Regions from separate parts of the Homo sapiens genome. Here regions 2, 3, 4, 5, 6 and 7 are each linked to region 1. A link is a loop called in an ENCODE intact Hi-C map of the cell type or tissue named here. Cell type or tissue: mammary epithelial cell. All regions are shown on one strand.

Region 1 (4,000 bases):
AACTTTCAACAAAGCCTGTAAACTCTGAAGCAGGAAACCAGTACCGTGTGATTGACTGAAATAGAGAACGCTGTTTACCCCTAATTCTGGCCTCTTCTCTAGTTATCTTCATGGTGAATTTCTTTTTTTTTTATTTCCAACTTTTAAGTTCAGGGGTACCTGTGCAGAGTGTGTGTTTGTTACATAGGTAAACGTGTGTCATGGTGGTTTGCTGCACAGAACATCCCATCACCTAGGTATTAAGCTCATCACCCATTAGCTATTCTTCCTGATGCTCTCCCTCCTCCCATTCCCCATCCTCCAACAGGCCCTAGTGTGTGTTGTTTCCTTCCACGCATCCATGTGTCCTCATCATTCAGCTCCCACTTATAAGTGAGAATGTGTATTTGGTTTTCTGTTCCTGCATTAGTTTGCCGAGGATAATGGCTTCCAGCTACATCTGTGTCCCTGGAAAGGATATGATCTTGTTCCTTTTTATGGCTGCATAGTATTCCATGGTGTATATGTACCATTCTTTCTTTATCCAGTCTATCAATGATGGGCATTTGGGCTGATTCCATGTCTTTGTTATTGTGAATAGTGCTGCAATGAGCATACATGTGCAAATATGTTTGTGATAGAATGATTTATATTCCTTTGGGTATATACCCAGTAATGGGATTGCTGGGTCAAATGGTATTTCTGCCTCTAGGTCTTTGAGGAATCATGACACTGTCTTCCACAATGGTTGAACTAACTTACACCAACTTCATGGTGAATTTCCAAGGAGACACTTTCATCTGCCTCAATCAACCTTTCCCTTTCTTGCCTTTCCATTTAAATAAAAACCTATCTTCCTAGGTAACTACAGAGAGGGAAGAACTACAGAGAAAAGAAACATACATGCACACAAACACATGTATACCTTGCAAGCTCAGCACACACTGAGCTTAACTGACACAAAATTCCAAGTCAATGGACTTTGCATTTTCTTAAAGCCTGCAGTGCTCTCATTGCTCACAGGCCTTTTTCTGCCTGCTTCTGAGATTCATTACAGATGGCTAAGGCTGGAAGTATGATGGCTGGATAAGTGGGGCATTACTTGATCTTCTATCATTCTGGTAAGAATTCTATGAGGCAGAGAAAAGGCATATGCCATTATCCTCATTTTTTTTTTAATGGGGAAACTGCAGCACACAAAGAAAGTTAAGTAACTTGCCCAAGGCACCAAGCAAATTGGTGTCAGAGAATTCAGGTCTTTAAAACTGTGTTCTTCTCCTCGTCAAATAACAATAATGCCTTCCCCCTTCCCCCAGTTTTTCCCACACTTGTTATCCAAGTACAATATATATCTAAATTGTATTTTATGCATTTCTAGACACCTCCAATCATCAAATTATAATTTCCTATTATGTTTTATTTGAAATGTTAGCTTTTAAAATGATATCCATAAATCTTTCAAACATGCAATTAGCAGGAAGAGGAGAGAAAGGATGGTTGGAAATAAAAAAAAAAGAACAGTTTCAATGACTTTGCTCGGGTAAAGAACCAAAAGACTTAAAAAAAAAAACAAAAAGCAAAACCAACAATTCCGGCAGGTGAGGGAAGAAGGTTCTTTGTGACAGGGTTTTGCCTCTTTGCCTCCTTATGCAGCAGGGGGAGCTATGGTACTATTCGTTAAGGTTACAGGAAGACAACAAGTCTGAAAAAATAATCCAATTCGCTCCTAGGATATCCATTTTCTTTTGCATTTTCAAATGGTTCTTTTCTGTTTTTGAAACGTTTTTCCTCCATGCCTTGAGAACCTCAGGCTGCACTACCTATATCCCTTTTTCTCTGGAATGACAGAGGGTTACCACCTTCGCTGTACATCCTTATGATGTCATTTTGATAAAGATATTAGGAGATACAGTTGCACAAAGCAGCCTGCCTTCCTCTGCCCCATCACTCTATAGGTTTCCTCCATAATTTATCAAATCTATTTTTTAGCCCAAAAAGAGGACTCTCCTGCAACTGAAAAATTCCCAGAACAACCACTGGCACATGTCTTTACATTTTCAGTTGCAATCCATCAGAAATGATTGTCAAAAATATCTCACTAAAAAAAAAAAAAACACTATTTGTAGAAATTTTAAAAAATTTATTCAAATAATAAATTAAAATGTTTCCAAAAGTAGTCTAAGTAATTAATTTTGAGTAGAAAAAAATCTTTTTTAAGAGTTTATAGGAATCAAAGAATTTCATCCTTATATAAGGCTGCATCTAACATTACTGTGAAGATCAATTTTTTTTCAACTGAATGGGCTCTTGGGTCCCCAGAGATTTGGTTAAACATTATTTTGGGTGTATCTGTGAAGGTGTTTTTGGCCGAGATTAACACACAAATCAGTAGACTGAGTGAAGTAAATTGCCTCTCAAATGTGGTTAGGTCTCATCCAATCAATTGGAGCCCTGAACAGAATAAAATGGTGGAGTAAGGGAGAATTTGCTCTCTCTGTCTTTTTAGTTGGAACATAGGTCTTTTGCCTTGGGACCCTTCCAACTTGGACTGGAGCTTATACCATTGGCTCTTCCAGTTGTCAGGCCTTCAGACTCAACCTGGAACTATCTATTGGTTCTTCTGACTTTTCAGCTTGCCAGACTGTAGGTCATGGGACTTCTCAGCCTCCATGACCACATGAGCCAATTCTGTATAATAAATCTATCTATCTATCTATCTATCTATCTATCTATCTATCTATCTATCTATTGTTTCTGTTGCTCTGGAGAGCCCAGATTAATATAATTACTAATTTCATGTTAAATTGCTTTGGTATAAATGAAGCAGAAAAAAAAAAGTGTTTACTTACAATATTCCCTTCTAGGTAACAACACCATAATTGGGTTTTCCAGTAAACAACAGGCATAGTTTCCAAACTTATTTATACAAATAAATCTCACCTGTAATAACTGTGCTTATTTTTATATATTTGACTATAAATAGATGCTAATATGGTAGCAAAAGAGAATGAGGATATCACCTCTGTGTCTTCCTGATATCTGGGAAAGCCCATTCTAGGCTTCACGTAACAACCCACATGGCTGCCTTTATCTACTCTTCCTACCAGAAAAATATTTAAAACCTTTACCAAAAAAACAGCTGTGATTTATCTTGTTTGTAATTTTTAAGATACAGATAGATTACAAATAGATGTATAATGTATGACATACACACAACTTGAAATCCACAAACTTCGTTATTTGCTTCCTCTTAATAAGTTCCTTTACATAGACAGCCTTTTCAGGTCAGAGTATATAAACAAATGTACTGACTGCCTACTATATCCTGGGCCAGGAAAACAAAAAGTGTGCTATGTGAACTGTTTATTGCTGATCTACAGAGAAAAAAAGAAGCTAGAGCTGGAACGTAAATTAAATTTATCAATAAGCAAACATTTTTTTCCTAGCAAGAATTTTCCAAAGAAGGAAGGAGAGTGCTGATTTATATTGTGGCCCAAGTTCCTTATCTCACTGTAATGGCAACTTTGAGTAGCATTGTTCTAGGTAATTCTAGATGCTTTTGAGACAGCCAGGTGGGAGGGGTTCTCCAACAGGCATGCCCACTGGGAAGAGCGCACACCGGGGTGGAGCCACAGAGGTTCGCACCTTTTGCAGCCGGGAGGAGCCTGGCCCCTCCTCTTCCTGTGTGGAATCTGGGATTCAAGCTGTGGTGGGAAGCACTCCAGGAGGGACTCTGGCCTTGTGGAGGATTACTGTTTCCCCTTTTCACCCAAAAAACTCCTGCTTTACTCACCCTTCAAACTTTCTGTGAGCCTAAATTTTCATGTCCCTGGGACAGACAAGGACGCTGTCTTTAGCTGAACTAAGGAAAAGTCCTGCAACACTTTCAGATGTATTATTTTGTTATTTACAATGGCTAACATTTATTTAATTCTATGTGCCCAATACTTGTACTAACTCATTTAATCCTCATTAAAAAACTTGTGAAATAAGTACTATTAATATTATTATCTCTACCCTA
Region 2 (4,000 bases), 430 kb after region 1:
CATTTACTAAGTACAGTCATCTATCAGTATCTGTGGGGGATTGGTTCCAGGACCTTCCTCAGATACCAGAATCAGCAGATGCTCAAGTTCCTGACATAAAACGATGTAGTAGGTGCATGTAACCTATGCACATCCTTCCATATACTTTAAATCATCTCTGGACTACTTCTAATCCCAAATACAACCCTACATATTATTTCATTCTCATGGATTCAGTGGAGTACCTGGTGTGCAGCAAAATCAAGTTTTGCTTTTGGAGTTTTGTGGGATTATTTTTCTGAATATTTTCCGTCTGTGGTTGGTTGAATTCATGGATGAGAAGCCTACTGATACAGAGAGTTGCCTGTAGCTTCCTCAATCATCTCTAAAACTCCTTGGAGAGTCACAGTGCCTGTCCTGCTCACACCTCCATCTAAAGGAAACTGCCCCAGCCCCACTGCCCAGGGACCACCTTTGAGGTCACACGTGCCTGCTTCTTTTTTTTTGTTTTTTTTGTGACCGAGTCTCGCTCTGTTGCCCAGACTGGAGTGCAGTGGTGCAATCTCGGCTCACTGCAAGCTCCACCTCCTGGGTTCACACCATTCTCTCGCCTCAGCCTCCCGAGTAGCTGGGACTACAGGTCCCGCCACCAAGACAGGCTAATTTTTTGTATTTTTAGTAGAGACGGGGTTTCACCGCGTTAACCAGGATGGTCTCGATCTCCTGACCTCATGATCCGCCCGTCTCGGCCTCCCAAAGTGCTGGGATTACAGGCGTGAGCCACCGTGCCCGGCCCACACGTGCCTGCTTCTAGGGTTGCAAGCTTGACCTACTAACAGCTGACCCACAGACCAGCCAGGCTGGGATTTTGGTGACCTAATTAAAATATTAGCTTGGCCAATTACTTTCTCTTGGGGATTTTACCTAAGTGCAAAAAGGCCCCGCTAATTTTCAGTGACAGCTGAAGCAGAAAGGATAGATTATTAAACTGAGATTTTTAGCCTGGGGTCCACAAACCCATTTCAAATCTTTGTGAGATTTGGGGTTTGTATGTATAAATGGTATGAGCAGATTCACAAATTTGAGGTGCAAGTCGGGTCACACAGCTTATTCACTGATTACTTGCTCCACTCCTTAGCACAAGTTTCACTATCACCCTTTCAGGACCCCCTTACCCATGAGTAATCCAAGAACTCTGAGGTTCCGCGGTGCTAAGGGGCTCCCTCCAGTTCCCATACTCAAGCCAAGAAAACTGGAAACCGATCAATCCACCGCTACTGACGCTCCCTGGTGCCATGCTGCGTCTAGGTCAAAGCCTGGTCTCCTCAGTCAACAGCAGATGTCATCGCTGTCCTGATGGAATGAGGCCTGTGTGGTTCCTGGACGGAGAACTGAAATAGTGTCTTAGAGCTGGCACAAGATCTCAGTGCTCCAGGGCACCACAGGGGCTGGGTCGGTGCTCGTCCTGGTGTCTGGTGTAATGTGGACCTGGAGTCCCGTCCTTTTATCTTCCAGGGGACAGGATCTCAAAATGCAAAGCATGCTATCTTCCTTCTCCTTGTCCCCATCGCAGGAATACCTGTGCTTCACATACCCTTTTGAGTAAAACCCAAAGTGGTAACAGGGTTTTCTCTCTCCCCCGCTTTCTTTTTTTACGTGAGTCAAAGCTTTGTGAATTCAAGGTGGATTTCTGAAGCTTCACTCACCAACGCAGGGAGAAAAAAATGTTAAATCAACAACAAAGCTTGATCTTTAGATAAGCATTTCACTACCTATGCATTTATCTGAGAAGTGGGTCCCTCGTTCTGATGGGATTTCCAGGGGCATTCATGGTTCAGCAATAGATGATTAAGAGAGAGAAAGAATCAAGAACCGCTACTGTAGAGAGAGGGCCCAAGGGCATCCCCGAGGCTGTAAGGGACAGTGTCAGGAGGTGCCTGAGAGTGAATGAGGGGAGCAAGCCAGCATGCTGGACAGAGAGGAGAAAATGCCTGGCCTGTAACTGAGTTGCATGAAGGGGGTACTTGAGAGAGTGCCACGCAATGTGGCTGCGTCTCACAGACACGTCGTGGAGAGAATAAGGAATAAGAACTATAACATTCCATTTATACAAAGCTTGAAAACAAGCAAAATTAACCTACAATAACATAGGTGAAAAGAGTTATCTGGGAGGGTACCAGCTGGGTAGAGAAGGCAGTGCTGGGCAGGCTGTCTATCAGGGAGAGGGTTACTGTTTCTTAAAGGGCTAGCTGCTGATGATTTTAGGCTTGGAAACTGCCAGGTCTCTGGGGCAACTACTCACACAGTCATAGACAAGACATAAACAATAGGCGTGGTGGTGTTCTGATGAAACCACAAAACCAGTAGCAGACCAGATTTAGCCTGTAGGCCTGAGTTTGCTGACTCCTGATCTATATATCTATTAATATCTTGGTGTGGGGTGGTCGTTACGTTTTGTATTCATATATAAAAATTCACTGAACTTGTGAATTTCATGATTTAGATACTTTATTGTATGTAAATTATATCTCAGTTTTAAAAAATCTATTAAGAGATTAAGTTTAAAACAAAACAACAAAAATCTTTGTGGATTCCATGTAGGTATTTCCTAGAATGAACCAGGTTCTGCAATCCAGAACTCATCAGAGCCTCTGCTCTTGGGTTTTATGAGGTTGTCAGTGTATCCTCACACCACTCTGTCTTTACTTGAGCCAGCTGGAGTGGGCTTTGTGGCAGAGAAGCCCTCCCAGAGCTCCTTACCACCATTCTGTAGGGCAGCTTTTACCACCCGCCATGAACGATGGACCAGGCTCCTGGGGTTAAATAACCTGCCCAGGATCACATAGCTCACACAGAGAATACACAGCTCCCACAGCTCAGTCCTTCCATATAACTTTAAAACTCTCTGGACACAAGTCCATCTTCCCCTGGGCAGTTACAGAGAAGCTGCATTTTCTAGGATTCGATTCAGCCTCACGTCGGAGTTACCTCATTGCTGCCTAGCCTTTGCATTCTCATGTTCCAGCTCATCGGTGATTGTTTGTTCTTGGTGCTGAACTTGACAGGAGATGAAGAAAAACACACAGCCAAGGTCAGAGAGCAGCAAACTCTCTCCTCCATTCAGTCTGTTTTCATGTTTAAACTGCACCGATTAAAGAAAATCATCTGGACGTTTTGTCCAAGCACTTGGCCGGGCTGGTGAGGGTCATCCCTGAGCTCCGTCCTCCCATGTCTGTAAGCCTTTGCTTACCCACATCCAATCTCACTGATCCCAGGATGAAGACAGAAGAGAGAAAAGGGATTCTGACATTAGCCATCACCATTAGGGTTTTTCAACATCTGACCATTAGGCAAGGTGAAAAAGAAGAAAAGCTGTTTTTCTGGGCACTTTGGGCCTGAAGAACTTCAGCTACTTAAATCAGAAGCAGAGGCTTTGTTGTTTTGGTTTTGTCTCTGTCATTTAGAGGGCTCAACCTGTGTCATGAAATGCAGCACTCTTACCTTTGTATTTTGCAGTTAAGTTGTGAGAAAAGCCCTCAAGTGGCCGAGAAGGTTGCTTGAAAGACGCACGCACCTGGGTGTCTCCAGTCATACTCACACAGGAAGGAGTGAGCAATGAGGGTTAAAACCATCCCCAGACGGGACCACCCCCATGTCTCTTTGCCTCCCCATCCCCTGTGTTGGTTTCCCATGGCTGCTGAAACACATTATCTGAGACTTCGTGGCTTAAAACTGCAGACATTTATTATCTTATAGTCTTGGAGTCTGATGTGAGTGAGTCTCACTGTGCTAAAATCAAGGTGTTGGCAGGGCTACCTTCCTTTCTGGAGGCCATTTCTTACCTTTTCTGGCTTCTAGCAGCTGCCTGCCTTTTCCTGGGCTTACAGCCCCTTTCTCCATCTTTGAAGACAGCAATGTTGGATCTCTGCATGCCTTTCTTCCGCAGTCACATCTCCCTTGGACCGACACTCCTTTCTCTTCCATTTTTAAGGACTCTTGTGATTACGTCGGGCCCATACGC
Region 3 (4,000 bases), 810 kb after region 1:
GAAATGGAATCATACAATATGTGGCCTTTAGTGTCTGGGGAAGCAGATGCTTTTTTAACATAATGAAAATTGCAGGATGAAGAGTGTGGTTTGAAAGGGGGCTTGGTAATGACTTAGGATGCTTGAATTCAGGCCAAGGCTAGAAGTCCACATGGTAGGGATATTGCGGAGGGGCCTCTGAACAAGAAGTGGGCTTGAAAGGCTGGCTCTTCAGGGCTTTTCTGACCTGGAGATGGAGGCCCTCTCTGACAAGCCCCTGGGACTATCTCCCTTTTTCCCCACAACCCCACCTCTGCCAGTGATGACCAGTCTCTACCCTACGGTAAAACTCAGGTCCAACCACGTCCACTCCTTTTGCTAATTTCCCCTCTTTTCATTCTCCTCCCACCTCCGGGTCTGTTGACACTTGCTTGCCAATTTGCCTGACACACTGCAGACAATCTTCTCACTCAAGCATGTTTGACCTGAACATACAGCTTTCTGCTGAGCTGATCTGGAGTTTCAGTTGGCCGTTTGGGCAGCCAGACATGAATTAAGAACAGGGATAAACAAGGATGGCTTGAGCTTTAACTACACCGATTTGGCCCAATAGGCTCGGGGATAATCTATAAGACCTAACAGCTGAGGGCAATAAAATTAGCTACAAAGGGACTGCGGGGTAGAAACAATGTCTTCTGATACTTCACACAACACACACTCACACACAAAAGACACCAAAAACTCTCCGACAGAAGCCTTACAACAGCTTAGAGGAGAGGCATTGTGCTTGAAAAACTATATTTTAAAAAGCAGAGAGGAAACCCACGGTGACTGAAGTATCATTTTCCCGGTGGTGATCATGGATTTCATCCCAAGACCTGGAAATCATGTTAGAACTACAGTATCAGCCCAGCTTTGTGTCTAGGGCTTAAACTTGAAATGTTGTTTACATAAATAGTTAAGGAACACATACTGGGTTGAAGAGTGTGCTCTCCAAAAATGCATGTCCACCTAGAGCCTCAGAATGTGACCTTATTTGGAAAGAGGTCTTGGGAGATGTTATTAGTCAAGATGAGGTCATACTGGATTAGAATGGGCCCTAAATTCCGTGACTGGTGTCCTTATAAGGACATCAACGGAGGGCAGAAGGCCATGTGAAGACAAAGCGGACACTAGAGTGAATCTGCTGTAAGCCAAAGAAGGCCAAAGATTGCGGAAAGGAAGGATTCTTCCCCAGAACTTTCAGAGAGAGCATGATTCTGCTGACACTTTAGTTTTGGACATCCAGCATCTTGAACTGGGAGGGAATGCATTTTGGTTGTTTTATGCCACTCATGTTGTGCCAATTTGTTACAGCAGTCCTAGGAAGCTAACATAATACACTCCCAATTCCCTCTTCTTTTATACAATTGTACAACCCTATTTGAAACATGGAAAAGGCTCTTAGTTCTCACAAAAAAATCTCATTATATTTGGAGTTCAACTTCTGAACACGGGTTTAGAAACAAATAGGGTCTGATTTCACTGATTTTCAAAGGGCTTTCTTTGTAATGACTGGGGTTTGTTTTATTTGTTTGCTTGTTTCCAGGAGAAGAGAAGATTGGCCTCAGACACTTCCGTCTTCAGACCTGTGCCTCTCCTTTGAGGATCCCTTCCCCGAAGCTGCCAAGGAGAACCTTCCCTCACATTGTTCCTCCTTTGTTCCCCGCTCTCCTTTTCCAGGCTGAGAGACCTGGGGCCTTGGAAGCAAGCACACGCTGGCTGAGCTGTGATTCCTCCATGTTGATTATAATTTTTATCACATTATATGGGATCCCTCTGGTGGTTACTAGGGGATACGTCAGTTTTGAGAGATTGGAACCTAACCAAAGAAGCTTCAAATCTAGAGGATAAGGGGACTCAGAGTTTACAAGTCACAGCAAGCAGATGCTGGTCTGCTTTAGGTGCCTCTTACGGGGATTGTGAGAGGGCTCCTGGGGCCTGAGGAGGGTCTTCTGAGGTGTGAAAGGCTGTACTGGTGGTCCCTGAAAGCCATCGTCATTTGTGTGAGGAGGAGTACTGGAGGAGCTGTCTTACCACATGAAAAACAGCATGGAGCATCCCAGCCACATCAAAGGCACGGTTTGAGCCTTGGGCTGTAGAGGCTCAGAGAGAGTGACAAATAAGACCCTGGTGAGAGACCAATGGGGACAGTATTTCCAGACTTTGGCATGAAACAGATTTCTGAGCACCTCATGAAATGTCTGCAAGGGCAGCTCCTCAGAGTGACCCTCCCAAATCAATCAAAGCTGGCCCCCTATCTTAATTATGACTTACAAATAGAAGCATGCACCTGGCTGGATGCAGTTTGCCACATGGTTTACAATAGCGGTAGAATAAGAAATAACTTACCAAACGAGTACATTTTCTTGGCTGGCTGGGGCACTCAGAGTTGACACTGGTAAGGCTCCATTAAAATGCCTTTATGTTCTGATATACACAGATGTGTTAATTTATAGCATATTCATCAGAAGACATAAATTAATTGCTCTCTGATGAATTTTATAACACCTCCTTTATGCCTCTCCACCCTCCCCCTCCAAAGTACACTGAAAAGGTCAACAGCACTATCGAATGCAGCACACTTCAACTTCCTTCCAAGCTTATAATTAAAGCTAATTAGTAGCTTTGGTAATTAGCGCATGTAAGCTTTCTGCTTTCTGAATTAATAAGACTGAGTCAGGTTTTGAGCCAAGTAGACTTTTCACTCACTGGTTCTGATTCTTGAACTGTGTTTGGCTGGTTAATTTAAAACATGTCTGTTGAAAGTGGAATACTAGAAAGAAAACATACTTGTGATGGTCTGCTCTCAAGCCAGTGTGATTTATGAACAGGCCAAAGTGGAACTGTTGTCACAAGAGAAAATCAGAATGCTCTGGGTTTCCAATAACTGACCAGTCTCAACCTCTCAGTGTGAAATGAGTTGTGCCCAGTTACTATGTCACATGGACACAACACAACGTCAAGGATGCCCTTGCACACTTATGTCACCCTCTCATAACACATCTGTACTAAGCACATCAAATCCTCTTTATTTTAGGAGAATGCAGAGGCAATGGCAGTGGGGTGCCAAGATATAACTAACTGCTCATTTTGATTCAAATAAAAATCAAAGAGGAGAAAAATCATTAGTCAAATCAGCTTCTGCTTTTGTGTAGACAAAGTGATTCTCCAAATAGCTTCGTGTTTCTTTTTTTAGCCAGCATGTGGGCATCCTGCATGCCCAGACAGAATTAAAAGTGCATGTTTTAAAATCAAGAAATCAAATCTATATTCTATTAAAAGAAAAAATGTGATTTGTTTTCAGACTTTAGAAACAGTTGGGATAAAAATTTCCACGGGTGAGCTCATTTGCTTTTTCTTTTCCCATACTAATCTCAGAAAATTTATTTTTGTTTTTTAAAGAAAGAAAGGAAGGAAGAAAAAGAAAATCACTTAGTGATTTACTGGACTCCTTATAAGTCCAGGACAATGGTGGGGGTTGCTCACAGCGCTAGTAATTTTGATACATAAAGAAAAGGAAACAGTCACTGCTGCAGAGAGAGGAATATATAAGACAGCTCTGGGTCACTAGAGTAAATGGTTTTCATTTTAATGGCGCACTTACTGCCACTGTGATAGCCACATTTGGATCTGTAAGGGGCAGTTAATACTATTCAAGAGCAAGGCACATTTGGTCTTGTGGATGGCTGTGATTGTGAAGGTGACAAGGGGTTATGGATTCCCACAGCCTCACAGGCCCAGCTGAATAGGAAGCCTTGTGCCCCCTTGGCAGCTCATCCTACCCCGTGGCAGCTCATCCTACCTAGGTGGATACACTCCAGTAAGATCTATACACAGTGGTTCTCAACTGGGGGAGATTCTGCCCCCAGGGGATACTTGGCAATGTTTGGCACAGTTTTGATTGTCATAACTGGTGGGAGAGGGTAGATGCTACTGGCATCTAGTGAGCAGAGACTAGGAATGTTGCCAAACGATCAGC
Region 4 (4,000 bases), 570 kb after region 1:
TAATAGAAAAAAGAACACTTTATAAGGAGTACAATGAGGGGAATATGTTCTTTTACGACCCTTGTTTGCAACTTATTAAAAGTCAACATGCTGGTTGGGTGGTGTTTTATAATTGCAAAGCAGAAGGTCTAAATAAATAGGAAGTTCTACCAAAGATTTAATTAACCTAACCTGTAAAACCTCTTTAATTGATCTGTATAATCAACAAATGATTAATACATCATTTAGAATGAGGTGTCACAAAGGGGAGGCTGATAAACTTAAAACCCCTTTGTCTAGGCTTAAGAGAATTTCTCAAGAAGCAAGAGAGCTCATTTCTCCTGTGATAACACTATTTCTCTCCACTTATAAAATGACATCAGCTGCATAATGAGCAGATTAGGCACAGAATCACCAACATAGTACTGCACCTGCTAATGCAATTAGCCCCGTGTGCTTTCCTCCTGGGAGAAGCAGACACAGGTTATACGCAGAATGCAAGGGCAGCACCTGAACTAAGTGGGCTGCTTTGTCCATAACAACATGTATGTGGTTTGGCTGATTTTAGAGAGCATGAAGGAAGGGGAAGAATGGTTATGATTCTCTCCCCAGAACCAGTAGTCCTTTCTTCATGTCTGTATAGACATGCATAATATGTCAACCTGAACACCTTCCTTTTGTGTGAAACACATCTCTCCTGCTTCTTTAGGGGGTCGTTTTTTCCGTACTCCAACTACATGATTCTCATAAGGGCTTCTAAACACAGTACCCACTCTCAGGAATGGGCACAAGATTCAAGCGGGCCAATCATAGTAGGCCCAGGCCATGAGTCAAGCCAATTAGAATTCTTCTCAGGAAATTTTTAAGAGGGTGTCACTTTTTTTCTTTAGTTGTATAGCTATGAGGATTGGCTATTTGGGAGAACAAAGCCAGCTTGCAGAAAGGAACATGTGATGGTGATACTGAATGTTAACTTGGTTGCATTGAAGGATGCAAAGTATTGTTCATGGGTGTGTCTGTGAGGTTATTGCCAAAGGAGATTAACATTTGAGTCAGTGGACTGGGAAAGGCAGACCCATGCTCAATCTGGGTGGGCACCATCTAATCAGCTGCCAGAGAAGCCAGAATAAAAGCAGGCAGAAGAACATGGAAAGACTAGACTGGCTTAGTCTCCCAACCTACATTTTTCTCCTGTGCTGGATGCTCCCTGCCCTCGAACATCGGACTCCAAATTCTTCAGCTTTGGTACTTTTCCGCTTACACAAGTGGTTTGCCAGGGGCTCTCAGGCCTTTGGCCACAGACTGAAGGCTGCACTGTCAGCTTCCCTACTTTTGAGGTTTTGGGACTCAGACTGGCTTTCTTACTCCTCAGCTTGCAGATGGCCTATTGTGGGACCTCACCTTGTGATCATGTGAGTCGATACTCCTTAATAAACTCCCCTTTTTGTAAACATCTATCCTATTAGTTCTGTCCCTGTAAAGAACCCTAATAGAGAATAGAAGTAAGAAACAGCTAGAAAAAGAGGAGTCCAGAGTCCAGATAATACTTAAATCATCAAATCTCCCCGGCTTCCCTGATCCTTTCCTTTCTGAGACTTGGCTGCTCAGCATGTCCAGACCTGTGCACTTCTTCCGGCATTCTTTCAGTAAGTACTTAACGTTCTCAGGCTGTCTGATCTAGGTTTTTGTCATTGGCAAAGAAATGAGTCCTAAATAGCTTTTCTTCTTTCACACTCACTTACCTAATGAGTAACTGAGTAGGTAATGAATACCTACTTACAAATGCATAAGGCCTCACATTTGCCCTAAAGGACCTGATGCTTTGCGGGGGAGACTGAAAGAGACAACAGTGGCATAGTTTGGTTAGGAGGATGATGTGACATGAAAACATTTGTCAAAACATGAAAACCCAGTTTGGGTTGTGATACATTAAGTTTTCTTTCTTTCTTTCTTTTACTTTAAGTTCTGAGATACATGTGCAGAACGTGCAGTTTTGTTACGTAAGTATACAAGTGCCATGGTGGTTTGCTGCACCTGTCAACCCGTCATCTAGGCTTTAAGCCCTGCATGCATTAGGTGTTTGTCCTAATGCTCTCCCTCCCCTTGCGCCCCCACCCCCTGACAGGCCCCAGTGTGTGATGTTCCCCTCCCTGTGTCCATGCGTTCTCATTGTTCAACTCCCACTTATGAGTGAGAACATGTGGTGTTTGGTTTTCTTTTCCTGTGTTAGTTGGCTTAGGATGATGGCTTCCAGCTTCATCCATGTCCCTGCAAAGGACATGATCTCATTCTTTGTTATGGCTGCACAGTATTCCATAGTGTATATGTGCCACATTTTCTGTATCCAGTCTATCTCTGATGGGCATTTGGGTTGGTTCCAAGTATTTGCTATTGTAAATAGTGCTGCAATAAACATGTGTACATGTGTCTTTACAGTAGAATGATTTCTAATCCTTTGAGTATATACCCAGTAATGGGATGGCTGCTTCAAATGGTATTTCTGGTTCTAGATCCTTTAGGAATTGTCACACTGTCTTCCACAATGGTTGAACTAATTTACAGTCCCACCAACAGTGTAAAAGCATTCCTATTTGTCCACAGCCTCGTCAGCATCTGTTGTTTCCTGACTTTTAAATAATCACCATTCTAACTGGCATGAGATGGTATCCCGTTGTGGTTTTGATTTGCATTTCTCTAATGACCAGTGATAACACTAAGTTTTCTTAAAATGATTCTTAGGTTAAATACTTTCCTTGTATTCTACCATGTGAATTGGTGTTTTTTATTAAAATATTTTAAATTTTTTAAAGCTTTTTCAGTCAAACAAGTATGGAAAATGTCAAATTAAACCAAAATAAGTAGAATTCTTTGCTGCAGAACTTGTTGCTGATGCACTTTGGAGTATCATAGAGACAAATTGAGTATGCAGGGATTCCCAAAGTTCCTGAAGCAAATGCATTTTTCTTGGAATGTCTGATCAAATTTCAGAGAAGCAGTGTTGACTTGAACACAGTTTGGGATCTCCATTCGATCATTATGAGCTCCCCAGTACTTCCTGAAAGAATGTTGGGGGAAGCGCACCAGTCTGGACATGCTGAGCAGCCAAGTCTCAGAAAGGCAAGGATCAGGGAAGCTGGGGAGGTTTGATGACTGAAATGTTATCTGGACTCTAGACTCCTCTTTTTCTAGCTGTTTCTTACTTCTATATTAGGGTTCTTTAGAGGGACAGAACTCATAGGAGAAAGGTATATATAAGCTCTCTACTCGATGATTATGAGCTTCTCAGTTGGTGTAGGCTAAGATCCTGGCAGAGGTAGGCATGGGAGAAGCTCTGGATTAGTTGAATCCCAAGGCATCATCCTCTCTCTGCTACCATTGTGGGAAGGGTACCAGAGCAAATCTTCCTTCTTGCTGGGATTAAGCAGCATGCTAAGCCCTCAAAAGGAGTTCCTATATTACAATATGAAGAGCTGTTTTACTTTCTTTACGCCTAAGGTGGCACTACACGATGAGCAATAGATGTCATCTATATGGATGTTTAGAGGCATGAACCATAGAGGAAGATGGCAAAAGCTCCCACTCTTCTTTACCTCCTTTGAACCTTAAAAAAATTCCATAGAAGTTTGCATTACGATTTTCCCCTTTTCATTGCAAATACTTTTATAACAAGATATTGCTTCAACTACAGCACACTGCTGGGAAAAAACTGCAGATGGGAAGGCTGAGGCTAAATGCCACTGACAGGCAGGGGAGCTTCCTGTTGGCTCCAACATTTAGCTCTGATGGTTCGATGGACATTTGAGAATTGGAATTTATGAAGTAGAGGAATTTCTGCATATTCACCTTGATACTGTAGCATCAGAAGGTCACCAGAATGCAGCCCCCACTTTTAAGGAAGTGGAAGATGAAGGTTTCCATTTATACTCTGGTTCATTGTCTCAATTTGGTACATTTTTATGCTTTTGCTACTTATTGATTTGAGCAACTGAATTACTCTTTGGCAAACAGGGCTGCATTAATG
Region 5 (4,000 bases), 350 kb before region 1:
GTTTCCTGAAGGGAAGGACTACTTGCTCACAATGCTTCTGTTTCTGGGTCCCCATCAGCCGTGGCTACATTCAAGTTTATCATAAGGCATTTTAAAGCTTAGTTTCATCTTTACGCTTTTTTTCCTTTTCATTCTGACAGATGATTTCCTTGCTTCTGAGTCATCTGGACGGAATGAGGGAAGAGGGGAGCGAAGGGGAAGAGGAGGGAAGGGAGAAGACTAACATAGCTTGCCTGGACCCCTCCACCAGTCAGGCTGGATACCCTTCCACCAATTATTTCAGGTTATCTAATCTTCACATCAATTTTATGGAGTGGAAACTATAGCTGCCTCTATGTCACAGATGAAGAAACTGAGGCTCAAGAGGCATCACTTGCTTCAGGTCATGCCGCCAGTAGTCTCTGACACCGGAGACTGGACGTTTTCCATAAACCTGGCCCCAGGCCACGCTGAACATCAGTAGGACTCCAGGCAGAATGTCTGGTCCTCAGCCCCTGGCCTGTCCCCATCTCCTGTTGCCCCTGTCCTCAGCTCTATCCTGTACCAGGAGGAGGGACCTTGCACACCGCATGTGGGCACTTCAGTGGGCCCATCCAGGCTCCATCCACAGCACCCTCCCATCAAGCAACAGCCAGCCCCTGGTCACCCCTCCATCCTGGGGGAGTGTCAGAAGCCTGGGGGTGGGGCACACCTGGTAAGAGACCTGCGTGGGCCCTGATGCAGACTCCAGGTCAGCACACTCCTAGCTCTGCGGACTGCTCACCCATGAGTTGGGATGGAGATGGAGGAGGGCCGGGTGGGGTCTTATGAAGCCCTGGGCTGAGGACAGGGTTCCAGCTGCCCATCTGACGTTTCCTGAGCTCACTTCTTAAATAAAGCATTGCACTTGAATCCCTGTCTCAGGATCTGAGTCTGGGAGATCCCAACTGAGATGGCCAGAAGGAGTTTCGAAAGCAGCAGGACACCCTCAACCCCCCACCGCACCTCTTCCTGGGTGCCTCCTGTGGAAAGAAGCACCAGGTACCTCGAGCCACCAGGTCCCTTGCCACATGAAGAGGCTCAGCCCTCTGCACCGCACCCCCGACTGTGACTTCAGTGTCAGCAGAGGCACCTACCTCCAGAGTACATGTCAAATGCCTTCTGTCCCAGCACAGCTCCCGTGGTTCCTAGGGGTTAAGAGGAGAACGATTATCCCCTGTAACACGTGTCATTCTGCCTGTCGTTCTGCTGAAAATGCCTAATCTGTAGTCTAAGATCTAAAAACAGAATAAGAATCTAATGAAATCAGGTCCTATAAAGAGCACGCAGGACTAAAGTAGGTTTCCAGGAATGGCTGGGCTCATCTGAGAGGTTCAAGAACGTAATGGCTGAGGACATCTCTGGAATCGAACTGAGTCTACTCAGTCTGAGTCGGTGTTCTGTCCTACCAGTTTCTAACGCAGGACTTAGCATTTTGACCTCAATTTTTGCATCTGTACAATGGGTTGTGGGAACTAAAGGAGATACATTTAAAATATTAATAGTAGTCATACAAGATGAATTTTAGCTGCAAAATCAAAATCAAAATGACAGTCGTCATTATTATTCCCACCTAAATAGAAAACCTACAACTGGAGTCCTCCACCTCTTGAAGGCAAAGGGATTTGTGTTGGGCTAAGCGGTACTCAGTTTCCCAGGGTCCAGTAACCTGGATTGCGTTTGTGGGTTTTGTGGGAGGAGGTGGCCGAAGGCCAAGCCCTCCAGGGAACCGAGTCTTCTGGAGGAACGTTACAGTTCGCGCTCTCCGCCGCTAGATGGAGGCGTTGCAGAGGGGATGGCAGCTCCGAGGCTTACGGAGGAGGGTGGGGACCAGGCCTAGGCTGTCCAGGTGGCGCGAGCAGGCTCGCTTAGCAGCCCCTCCAGGATTCTCGGGAGCCACGTAGCGTGAACGGAATGCTTCACCTGGGGCTCTTGGAAGGAGTCTATGAACCCATGGGGCTGCTTTTGTGATCGCGTGCGCTTGTGAATGATTCTGCAATTGGAGAGTGTTGGGGGTGGGGGTGGCGGCCAGCATAGCTGGAAGATCCTGAGGACTCTCTGCCCCACTAAAGGTTAAAGACTACTGGATCCTTAGCAATCCTTGTGTTGTTCTTGGTCATATAGATGAGGACACTGAGCCCCTTACATGATTTGTTGGGCTTCCCCACATCTGGCATACATAGCACGCATGTATACAGTAGGTGCTGTATGTGTGGTTGAGACATTTCTAGTCTAGGGAGGTAGTTCAGGTGAATGATTAAGACCTGCAGTTGACTCGATCCAGGTTCAAACGTAGGTGGTTTTATAGGCTGTGTGACCTTGGGCAAGTTGCTTAACCTCTTTTTTTTTTTTGGACAGGGTCTCTCTGCAGTCCAGGCTGGAGTGCAGTGGTGTGAGCTTGGCTGACTGCAACCTCGACCTCCCAGGCTCAAGCAATCCTCCCACCTCAGCCTTAGCTGGGACTACAGGTGTGCGCCACCACACCCAGCTAATTTTTTTACTTTTTGTAGAGACGGGGCGGATTCGGGGGGTGGTTCACTGTTACTCAGGCTGTTCTTGAACTCCTGAGCTCAAGAGATCTGCCCACCTCAGCCTCTCAAAGTGCTGGGATTACAGGCATGAGCCACTGCACCCAGCCTGCTTAACCTCTTTGAGCCTTAGTTTCTTACCTGGGAAATGGGGATATTGAGCATAGCTCCATCCTAACACAGTGATGGGGTTAAATGAAAAGGCACAGTAAGTGCCCAATAAATGCTAGTTCTTATTGCCATTGATGGTTATTTTCATCCTTTTGGCTTTGTGAGAAGCAGGGAAAGAGGCCTAGTCTGGGGCCATCTCATTGGAGAATATTCAAAAAGCTTTTCTCAGGTGCGACCCATTTAGGGGAGAAAGTCAGCAGGTTTCAGCCAGGTCAGCTGCAGCCTGTGCCATTTCCTGCCTGCCCTCGCTGTGGGGTGAGGGCAGATGGATGGGAGTGTTGATGTATGCTGAGGCTCCTACAGTCTTCTGGGGTCTGGCATGCACAAAAGAGCGCTCTGAGACCAGCCTGGGCACACCCTCCCTGCAGGAGGGATGCCACTTCATTGAGGCTGGAGTGGAACAGGCCTGGGCCCTCCTCAAAGCTGCAGAGGAACGGCTGCACTCAGCCTCCTGCCACTCCCTGCCCTGGCCCTTCCTGGGCTCCTAGGAAGTTGGCCAGGGCTGTCCTCTGACTCCCATCTGTCCAGGAACAGCCCCATCACTGCTCCAGGCCTCGACTTCTCCCCTGACCCATTAGGGTTTCTTGGCAGAGCGAGAAAAGGCTTTCTCTGGAGTGAAGTGCAGGGGCTTGGAGCTGGCAAGGCCGGGGCTCCCATCCTACCCTGTTCCTTCCTAAGTGTGCTCATGTGGTCCTGCCACACACAAGCTCGACAAGTTCCTTCCTGAGCATCCCTTACACCTTTTCCCCAACTTGCCCTGACCTTTGTCCCAGAAGTGGCCCTTACAGCCAGTTCTTAGAAAACTCTGTTTTCTAAGAACAGAGGCAGAGAGGAGGTCTGGCTGGGGCTAGACCACCTGGTCCTTACCTGACCCTGTAAGTCCACTCCCTCCTGAAACGTGTCCCTACTTCAGGCTTGGCGGCCCTCTGGCCTCCTGTTTAAGTGTGTGTCCTGCAGGAGATGCAGGGTTATCAAGGCCATGGATTCCCTTGTGGTCTCCCTGCCTCCAGCCCCCCTACTCCAAGCTGGAGGGAGGTTTCTGGAGTGCATGCCTGGCCCCTCACACACTGCTCAAAGCCTTTCCGTGGCTCCCTACTGCTCTCGGCTTCCAGTCACACTTCTTAGCAGGCTTGCTAGCTCCTCATCCTCTGGCCTTGCTGCTGTCCCCAGCCTTGCCTCTCTATGTTGCCCTGCAAACCTCTCTCCCTCCCTTTCCCTTCTCCTCCCTGCACTGTGTTGCCCCTGCCTGGAAAGAGCCTTCCCCAATTTTCTCCTGGCCAGCG
Region 6 (4,000 bases), 320 kb after region 1:
CAGCAGTAACATTCCCTAATGCTAACAGTAGAGTACATGACGGGGAAGGAATGTGTAATTTGTTAAAAGTAATTCCAGCTGTTTTATTGCCTTCCAATCCAAGATAATTGCACACAAAGATATTCATTTAAATTATTGACATTAATTCGCTAACTAGAACTTTAAATAATAACTTCATGCAAAAGAAAACTCAGTGAAGTCCCAGAAATAAACAAGATTTAACAACTCATTGGAACTGTTTCTACATTATTATAAATCAAGCCTACATTTCTGTAATTTTGGCAGAAACAATTTTCTTTCTGCATAGTATGGAGTTAAATATCCTGTATAGATGGGGCTTAATAAGTATATATTTTAGTTCTTATTAAAACAACTACACGGACAACTTTCTTCTTCCCTCTTTATTTTGTTCTTTATATAGTCCATTTCTAGAACTTGTAAACTGAAACCTTATCATAAAACATTCATTTCAATGGAATCGGTGGTAATTTCATGACACAGCCAACCCTCAGAATCAGCAGGAGACTGGTTCCAGGACCTCCCTCGGATCCCAAAATCCATGCATACTCAAGTCCCGGATATAAAATGGTGTAGTATTTGCATATAACCTAAGCACATGGGGCTGAGTGTCCCATATACTTTAAATAATCTCTATATTACTTATAATACCTAATACAATGTTAATGCTATGTGAACAGTTCTTATACTGTATTGTTTAGGGAATAATGACATGCAAAAAATGTCTACATTTTCAGTACAGATACAAGTTTTTTCCCAGATCTTTTCAATGGATGATTGGTTGAATCCACGGCAACTGAAGGCATGGATACCGAGGGCTGACTGTACTTTCATTTATCCCACAAATTCTGAAGCACCTACTATGCCAGGCATTGTCCAGGTGCTGGGATACTCTGCTGCATGAGTCCTCCTTCCTGCCTTCACAGGGTTCCCTTGTAGTAGAGGCAGACAATAAATCATTACATAAGATCATCTCAGCTAGTGCAGGGATCTGTAGAAATGTGAAGCCAGAGGCAGGCGGATCACGAGGTCAGGAGACTGAGACCATCCTGGCTAACATGGTGAAACCCTGTCTCTACTAAAAATACAAAAAATTAGCCGGGCGTGGTGGCAGGCGCCTGTAGTCCCAGCTACTCGGGAGGCTGAGGCAGGAGAATGGCATGAACCCACGAGGCAGAGCTTGCAGCAAGCCGAGATTGGGCCACTGCACTCTAGCCTGGGCGACAGAGGAAGACTCCGTCTCAAAAAAAAAAAAGAAAGAAAAAAGAAATGTGAAGCCAGGTGACGGGGAATATAGTGGTGGCTGGGCGGTGAGACCAAAGAGGGACCCTTTCTGAGGAGGTGACATTGAGCCGAATGGTAAGAAAAACCAACCCCTTAGGGGCTGAGTATACTGAGCGCTGAGGTGGGAGCAGCTTGGTGTGGGTATGCTGGAGGACGAGAGAGAAAGATGGGATGGCTGCAGAGCTGTGAGGAGGGGCAGGAGATGCAGTCAGCAAGGTCGGCTGAGGCCAGCCCAGGTAGGCTCTGGTCAGGGTCTGGATTTTATTCTAAGTATTTTTGTTGTTGTTGTTGCTGTTATTGTTGTGTTGGGTATTTGGAGGGTTTTCTTTCTGTTGTTTGTTTTTTTCTTTTTGAGACATGGTCTCGCTCTGTCACCCAGGCTGGAGTGCAGTAGTGAGATCATAGCACACCGCAGCCTTGAACTCCTGGACTCAAGCCATCCCCCAACCTCCTCAGCCTCTGGAGTAGCTGGGACCACAGGTGTGCACTACCACACCTGACTAATTTTTTTTTTTTTTTGGTAGAGATAGGGTCTTGCATGATCTGATTTATCTTTTAAGATCACTCCAGCTTGTAGGTGGAAAATGGAGTTGGTGGGGAGGATGGGTAAGAATGAGAGCAGGGTGTGTAAGATGGCCTCTAACCAGAGGTTCATTATTAGAATTGTCAGAGCCTCTGCTAAGTGGTTTTATTCGTGGACAGAACTTATTCTGCTTCATGTTCTCTCTTGACCTTGGGCTTCAGGATATTGGAGGAGATGATTCCCTCCAGATTTAATATCTTAAAAAGTCTACTCTCTGGACCCCAAGAAATTTCCCCAATGGCTCACCTGCCTCACTGCCCCACTGCTGGAACATTGAAGGTTCTTAGCTCTGCTGGTGAATTTAGTGGGTGCCTTGTGATACCACAGAGAGGCAGATGGGGGCAGCAGGAGCCAGAGGTGGAGACAGCGCTGCCTGGGAGGCCAGGGTCACAGGGAGCTGGCAAGAATCATGGCTCCTCCTGGAACATGGAGTTCCTTCCAGAGAGAGAGAGTGGCTTCGGAGTCCTGGCTTGACTTCATTTCAGAGTAGCAGATATTGTCCACACCAAATGGGAAATGTTTGGAACCTGGAACCTACTTCCTTCTAATCTTACTTAGGGTTGCTTAGCTGCAGAGTAATCTGAGAGTTACCCTGACACTAGGATGGGTGGGATATGATTTGAATCAAGTCTGTTTTACCATTATTCCTGCCTTGACTGTGTGCTTTAATTCTCTGAAAGGAGCGCTTGCCACCATTTAGCCTGGTGAATTCCTTGCAGGCAGAAATGGTGCCATGGTTCATTTCTGAATCCCAAAAACTTTCCATAGTTTCTGACATATAAAACCACTGACTATGTGAATGAACCACCATGTCCAATGTAACCAAGCTACAGTGTCTATGGCAGCTACCCGAGCAGGGCTTTATTTCATTCTTGTGTCTCAGTTCTATCATGGACCTCCTGTTGTGAACACTCTTCTTCAGAAGATTTGGTCTCTCTCGAAGGTCAGAACCACCTTCCTGGCTCTGAACCTCCTTTCAGTAACTAAGCCTTAGTAACAGGTTACTGGCTATCCCTCACTCTGCCTGACACTCCAGTGTTTTCTCCCTTCCCTCTCCTGCTCCCTGGCCAGAAGACTTCTCTTGCACTCTGCCTCTTAATCCCATCAGGAACATGGCAGATAGGTCATGTGAGTCTCTTGGCCCACCAGGTCAAATGTCTGACCTGGATAGGGTCAGCCAAGCCCCTGGTCCATTGAGTCCAGTCTAACAGCACACCATCTAAAACAGTAAATTCAGTAATAGGGTCACAACTTTTAAAATGACATTTCTGTTCAGGCTCCCATAGTGAAGTGACCCTGTAAATTAACAATTTTCTTCAGCCCACCTCCACTGCCCAAGATTGATGAGTCATATTTATTCTCAACATTAACAGAACTTTTCAAATGGAGGCATCAGAATTCACAACTGAGCTCTGTTCTTTGACCCACGGTTTGTACAGAAAAGAATTTCATACAAAGACATTCCATAGCTAATTTTCAGTACAGGTCAACGCATGCAATTTCAAGATGCCTTTGTAGTTGAGACTAGGAAGAGCATAGGAAATAAGAATAAGGCAGACAGAATTCCCACTGAAGGGTGGTCTCTTGAATTCATCCATGAGAAAGCATTTAACCTCTTGAATTGCAGTGAAAGGACTGGTCAGGGAATGAATAAATTGCCCGCACCATGGAAAACCAGGTGGCTGCCTGAACACATAGCAGAAGATCTAATTCAATTTAGCAAGATTGTGGAGGGGTTAAGAGCTTAAGCCCTGAAGACTGAGTCTGGGTTCTTATCGCTGCTAGATGTGTGACCACAGACAGGTCACTGAACCTCATTGTGCCTCAGTTTCCTTGATTATAAAATTGGGATAATACTAGAACCTTACTTTTAGAATTCTGAGGATTAAATGAGTCAATAATTGAAATTGCTTAAGCACAGAGAGTGGCACAGCAAATGGCAGCCTTGATTATTATAATCCTTACTGTCACTCTTACCATCCCCAGTGCTGTTTCTCTAGACCATGCCGCAGTCATATGTCACCTGGAGTATGGTATTTATTGGGAGGTAACACTGCAGTAGACTCCTCATTGATTCCTCAGCATCTGCCATTGCCTTACTTAAATCCTCTCTCC
Region 7 (4,000 bases), 58 kb after region 1:
GGTGGGGAGGTGGAGAGTCTTTACGTCTAGCTCAGGGATTGTAAATAACCAATCAGCACCCTGTGTTTAGCTCAAGGTTTGTGAGTACACCAATTGACACTCTGTGTCTAGCTGCTCTGGTGGGGCCTTGGAGAACCTGTGTGTCCAAACTCTGTATCCAGCTAATCTGATGGGGACGTGGAGAACCTTCGTGTCTAGCTCAGGGATTGTAAACGCACCAATCAGCGCCCTGACAAAACAGGCCACTGGGCTCTACCAATCAGCAGGATGTGGGTGGGGCCAGATAAGAGAATAAAAGCAGGCTGCCCGAGCCAGCATTGGCAACTAGCTGGGGGTCCACTTCCACACTGTGGAAGCTTTGTTCTTTCACTCTTTGCAATAAATCTTGCTACTGCTCACTCTTTGGGTCCACACTGCTTTTATGAGCTGTAACACTCACCGCGAAGATCTGCAGCTTCTCTCCTGAAGCCAGCGAGACCACGAGCCCACCAGGAGGAACAAACAACTCCAGACGTGCTGCCTTAAGAGCTGTAACACTCACCGCGAAGGTCTGCAGTTTCACTCCTGAGCCGGTGAGACCACGAACCCACCAGAAGGAAGAAACTCCGAACACATCCGAACATCAGAAGGAACAAACTCCAGACGCGCCACCTTAAGAGCTGTAACACTCACCGCGAGGGTCCGCGGCTTCATTCGTGAAGTCAGTGAGACCAAGAACCCACCGATTCCGGACACAGCACCAGTTAGGAACTCTTATCTGATGCTGCACTCATGGTTGAGTTAGGTCAATGGCATAGGTTAATGCTAATCAGGTACCACTCATAAAATTCCTGCTATAGGCAGAGTGGCTCACAGGTTCACGATTCTGTGAGGTAAGGGTTAGTCTCCTTTCATTTGAGAAGATTGAGATTCAGAGTCGATTAGGAATTTACTCAAGGATGCAATATTGAGTTTCATTTATGTTTGAGTCTAAAGCCTGGAATCATTCCACTTCACCCAAAAACCTCAAACATTTATTGTCGTATCATATGCCAACTATTATGGATTATGTAAGGGACGCGAAAATAAATGATATTTGGACCTGCTCCTTATCAAGGATAAGAAGAGCAGATAAGGAACAAACCTTCTTGAACATTCTAAGCCAAATAATAGATGGAAAGGAAATAGAGGTGGGGGCCATGGCACAGCTATACATTGCAGTATAGTGTCTAGAATCCAAAATTCCTGATTTCTAGACTGGCAAACTTAGTTCAACAGCAGTTTCTTGTAAGGCTCTGTGCTGGAGGCTTTGACAATTGTGATCAATAGACATGGTCTCTGTCTTACAAGACTTATCTGTGGGGGACATTTATCCACTAATTCTTTTTAACAGTTTCTAGGAACATAAGATACTTCAAATACTATGCTAAGAGACTGGGTGTGCAGTGAATGGCCCTACCTTCATGGAGCTTACACAGGGGAGTGAGACAGATGATAAATAAAATAGCAAATAATTACAACTTGTGATAAATATCATGAATTCAATCACAGGGAGTAACATTGGGCGGGTATATTAGTTTCCTGTGGCTGCTGTAACATTACCTCAAAAGGAGTAGCTTAAAACAACAGAAATTTATTCTCTCATAGTTCTGGAGGCCAGAAGTCCAAAATCAAAGTATCAGTAGGGCCACACTCCCCCTAGTGGCTTTAGAGGAGGATCCATTCTTTGCCTCATCCAGCTTCTGGTAGCTGTTGGCACCCCTTGAATTGTGGCTTCATTTGGAGGCCAGAAGTCCAAAATCAAAGTGTCAGTAGGGCCACACTCCTCTAGTGGCTTTAGAGGAGAATCCATTCTTTGCCTCATCAGCTTTTGGCAGCTGTTGGCACCCCTTGAATTGTGGCTCCATTTCTCCAGTCTCTGTCTCACCTCCGTGGTCACATTGTCTTCTCTTCTGTGTGTGTTTTCCCTGTGTGTCTCTTATAAAGAGGTTGTAATAGTATTTAGGGCCAACTTTGATAATCCAAGGCAATCTCTTTATTTCAAGATAATTTAATCACATCTCCAAAGACCAATTTTTCCAAATAAGGAAACATTTACATGCTCCGGGGGTTGATGTGAATATCTTCTTTGGGCAGCTGTTAATAATAAGGATGGCAAAAGGTATAATGAAAATCTGGGAAGAATCTAGGGGACATCTTAAGGCTTCTAACAATCTACTTGGGTCTCTGAAAAGGGTCTTTTGACACCATAGTTGAAGTGAAATCCACAACTTTGCCCTACTTTATTTTTTTCTTCCTCTTATGATTACATGAGTTAATATGTTTATCATTTATCTACAACTAAAAGGGTGAATTAATAACCTCAATTTGTCAATGAAAAAATGAGCTACAGAATTGAAAATGAATAATTACAGTGAATCAGTAAGTCTTATTACTCAGGTGTTTTTGGTTTTGATCACCTGTTTATTCAACTTAAGACTAGAAGGAAACAGTGTCCATTTATTTCAGTGTCCTCACTTCCTAAAGAGAAAGTAATAGTCCAAAGCCAAACATTGTCATCTGACCGTCCTAATTTCTAACAAGTTCAGGAGACTCAGAGTTGGATTTTCATTAGCAAGTATGATATACTGCTTGTCCAGGAAATGGGCAAATCTGAAAGCTGCCCAAGTTTATCAATGGTATTTTGCCTATGGTGAGAGCCACCATTAACAATGACAATGGTAGCAATAAAACAAAAATAAGAATGTGCAGTACTTTAACAGTATGAATTCAAAATCAGAGAAAGGTGGAAATCCAACTTTACAATAGCAAGTACTCTTCAATTTGATTGAATGCAAGCTATGAACAAAAACTTGGATTTGACTATGACTTCAAGGATATCTAGCAGAATTCTGAAAAAAAGAAAAAAAAAGAAAAAAGCCAGCCTGCCCAAACAACTTGGCTTAAACCAAGTTATTTATGTTCATTATAAAAGATAAACCAAGTTATTTATGTTCCCTATAAAAGACAGTGAAACAATTTCTTTAATTGCTACAATTTTTTAAGAAGTTGGTACATTTAGTAATTGCGTTAAATTGCTTAACTTAATTTGATAACTTTAAGATTAGTCACTTTACAAGCTGTAAAGTGCTTGTCTTTGTTCTACAAAGAAAGTGATTGAAAAAAATAATTTGTTGGTATATTAATATTAAAGGATATTGGATAGTATTTAAAATGGAATAGACTAGAAACAGTTTTTAAAGAGTGGCAGTCTTCGTATGCCAATATAGCCATTCCACTTAGATGAGTATGATTATCAATTTGACGAGAAATAATATCTTTTGAACTAAGAATGTACTGTATTTACCACAATATTGTTGTAGTTTATATTTTGATTACAGTACATAATCTAATTATTTGGCTAATGGGAAGAAATAAGATATCTGTTTCATGAGAATTTGCTACACAGTAATCTAGAAATGTTTAATACTTGAAGGGTTAATTTTTTATACATTATGGAATAGCTTTATGAATGATAATGTTGAGTTGATAGGAAAGTTTTGAAACTGGGCCTATTTTATAGTTTTAAGCAAGAAAAATTAATGATACCAAAGTTATTCATTTGACAGGTGATTTGAAAATAGTAGTGTCTTCTTTTTTCCAGAAAGTATGGAATGGTGAAAGTTTTTGAGGGCTTTACTGTTTTTAGATTTTCTCCTCAAATGGGTTTTTCCCCCTTCTCAGGTCCATGAGATCCTATGGGGACTATTTCTTGCCTGTACCTATAGATGACCAAGTACTTCAAAAGTCATGCATCATTTTAAAATTTCCAAAACCACTTGAAAGCTTTCTCAGGAAAACAAGACAAAACAAAAAAACTATCCCAGTAGTTTGATAATTAGGTATGAATACTTTCCTAAATAAAGTAGCTTTACATAGCAAGCACTTAGGTTTAGAAAAACGACCGTTTGCCAAATGCATCTTTGAAAGGAATACATTTATTGAGTGGATATTTAGTATTAATTTGTTTTACAATGACATA

The links. Hi-C counts contacts between places; a loop is a spot of excess contacts. Peaks named below come from ENCODE experiments on the same cell type or tissue, not always from the same donor. Only the 100,000 strongest peaks of a DNase experiment are listed, where the experiment ranks them.
Region 2: a loop joins it to region 1, with 5 times the contacts of the local background. A loop is called at or near these places in 3 of 110 quality-filtered maps.
Region 3: a loop joins it to region 1, with 6 times the contacts of the local background. A loop is called at or near these places in 6 of 110 quality-filtered maps.
Region 4: a loop joins it to region 1, with 9 times the contacts of the local background. A loop is called at or near these places in 9 of 110 quality-filtered maps.
Region 5: a loop joins it to region 1, with 9 times the contacts of the local background. A loop is called at or near these places in 10 of 110 quality-filtered maps.
Region 6: it touches region 1 in a loop (19-fold over the local background); 2 of 110 quality-filtered maps call a loop at or near these places.
Region 7: it touches region 1 in a loop (15-fold over the local background); 26 of 110 quality-filtered maps call a loop at or near these places.

The regions. Positions count from the first base shown.
Region 1 is chr3:58,993,298-58,997,297 of GRCh38, forward strand. The region is part of intron 4 of CFAP20DC (CFAP20 domain containing); the gene reads right to left. The region is part of intron 2 of CFAP20DC-AS1 (CFAP20DC antisense RNA 1); the gene reads left to right. Among named protein-coding and RNA genes, the nearest start is that of CFAP20DC, 55 kb to the right of the region's middle. In mammary epithelial cell, a CTCF peak has its summit at 1,634 (motif pointing right); a DNase peak (open chromatin) is centred at 1,644; H3K27ac peaks cover 1,986 bases.
Region 2 is chr3:59,422,559-59,426,558 of GRCh38, forward strand. All of the region lies in intron 5 of CFAP20DC-DT (CFAP20DC divergent transcript), which reads left to right. Among named protein-coding and RNA genes, the nearest start is that of CFAP20DC-DT, 340 kb to the left of the region's middle. RefSeq lists a silencer at 2,226-2,345. In mammary epithelial cell, no CTCF peak of the experiment used is centred here; DNase peaks (open chromatin) are centred at 2,293 and 2,983; H3K27ac peaks cover 1,051 bases.
Region 3 is chr3:59,808,165-59,812,164 of GRCh38, forward strand. The region is part of intron 8 of FHIT (fragile histidine triad diadenosine triphosphatase); the gene reads right to left. CFAP20DC-DT (CFAP20DC divergent transcript) reads left to right here. Exons shown (of 7, transcript XR_002959675.2): 7 at 1,568-3,146. Among named protein-coding and RNA genes, the nearest start is that of CFAP20DC-DT, 720 kb to the left of the region's middle. RefSeq lists enhancers at 39-674, 1,309-1,942, 1,943-2,576. In mammary epithelial cell, a CTCF peak has its summit at 1,808 (motif pointing left); no DNase peak of the experiment used is centred here.
Region 4 is chr3:59,564,935-59,568,934 of GRCh38, forward strand. The region is part of intron 6 of CFAP20DC-DT (CFAP20DC divergent transcript); the gene reads left to right. Among named protein-coding and RNA genes, the nearest start is that of CFAP20DC-DT, 480 kb to the left of the region's middle. In mammary epithelial cell, no CTCF peak of the experiment used is centred here; a DNase peak (open chromatin) is centred at 1,657; H3K27ac peaks cover 1,664 bases.
Region 5 is chr3:58,639,012-58,643,011 of GRCh38, forward strand. FAM3D (FAM3 metabolism regulating signaling molecule D) reads right to left here. Exons shown (of 10, transcript NM_138805.3): 7 at 1,116-1,166. Among named protein-coding and RNA genes, the nearest start is that of FAM3D, 26 kb to the right of the region's middle. RefSeq lists enhancers at 1,420-1,920, 1,921-2,421 and a silencer at 1,723-1,882. In mammary epithelial cell, a CTCF peak has its summit at 1,789 (motif pointing right); a DNase peak (open chromatin) is centred at 1,830.
Region 6 is chr3:59,311,323-59,315,322 of GRCh38, forward strand. The region is part of intron 4 of CFAP20DC-DT (CFAP20DC divergent transcript); the gene reads left to right. Among named protein-coding and RNA genes, the nearest start is that of CFAP20DC-DT, 230 kb to the left of the region's middle. In mammary epithelial cell, a CTCF peak has its summit at 2,223; no DNase peak of the experiment used is centred here.
Region 7 is chr3:59,051,328-59,055,327 of GRCh38, forward strand. No RefSeq gene overlaps it. Among named protein-coding and RNA genes, the nearest start is that of CFAP20DC, 3.3 kb to the left of the region's middle. In mammary epithelial cell, a CTCF peak has its summit at 1,691; a DNase peak (open chromatin) is centred at 1,664; H3K27ac peaks cover 430 bases.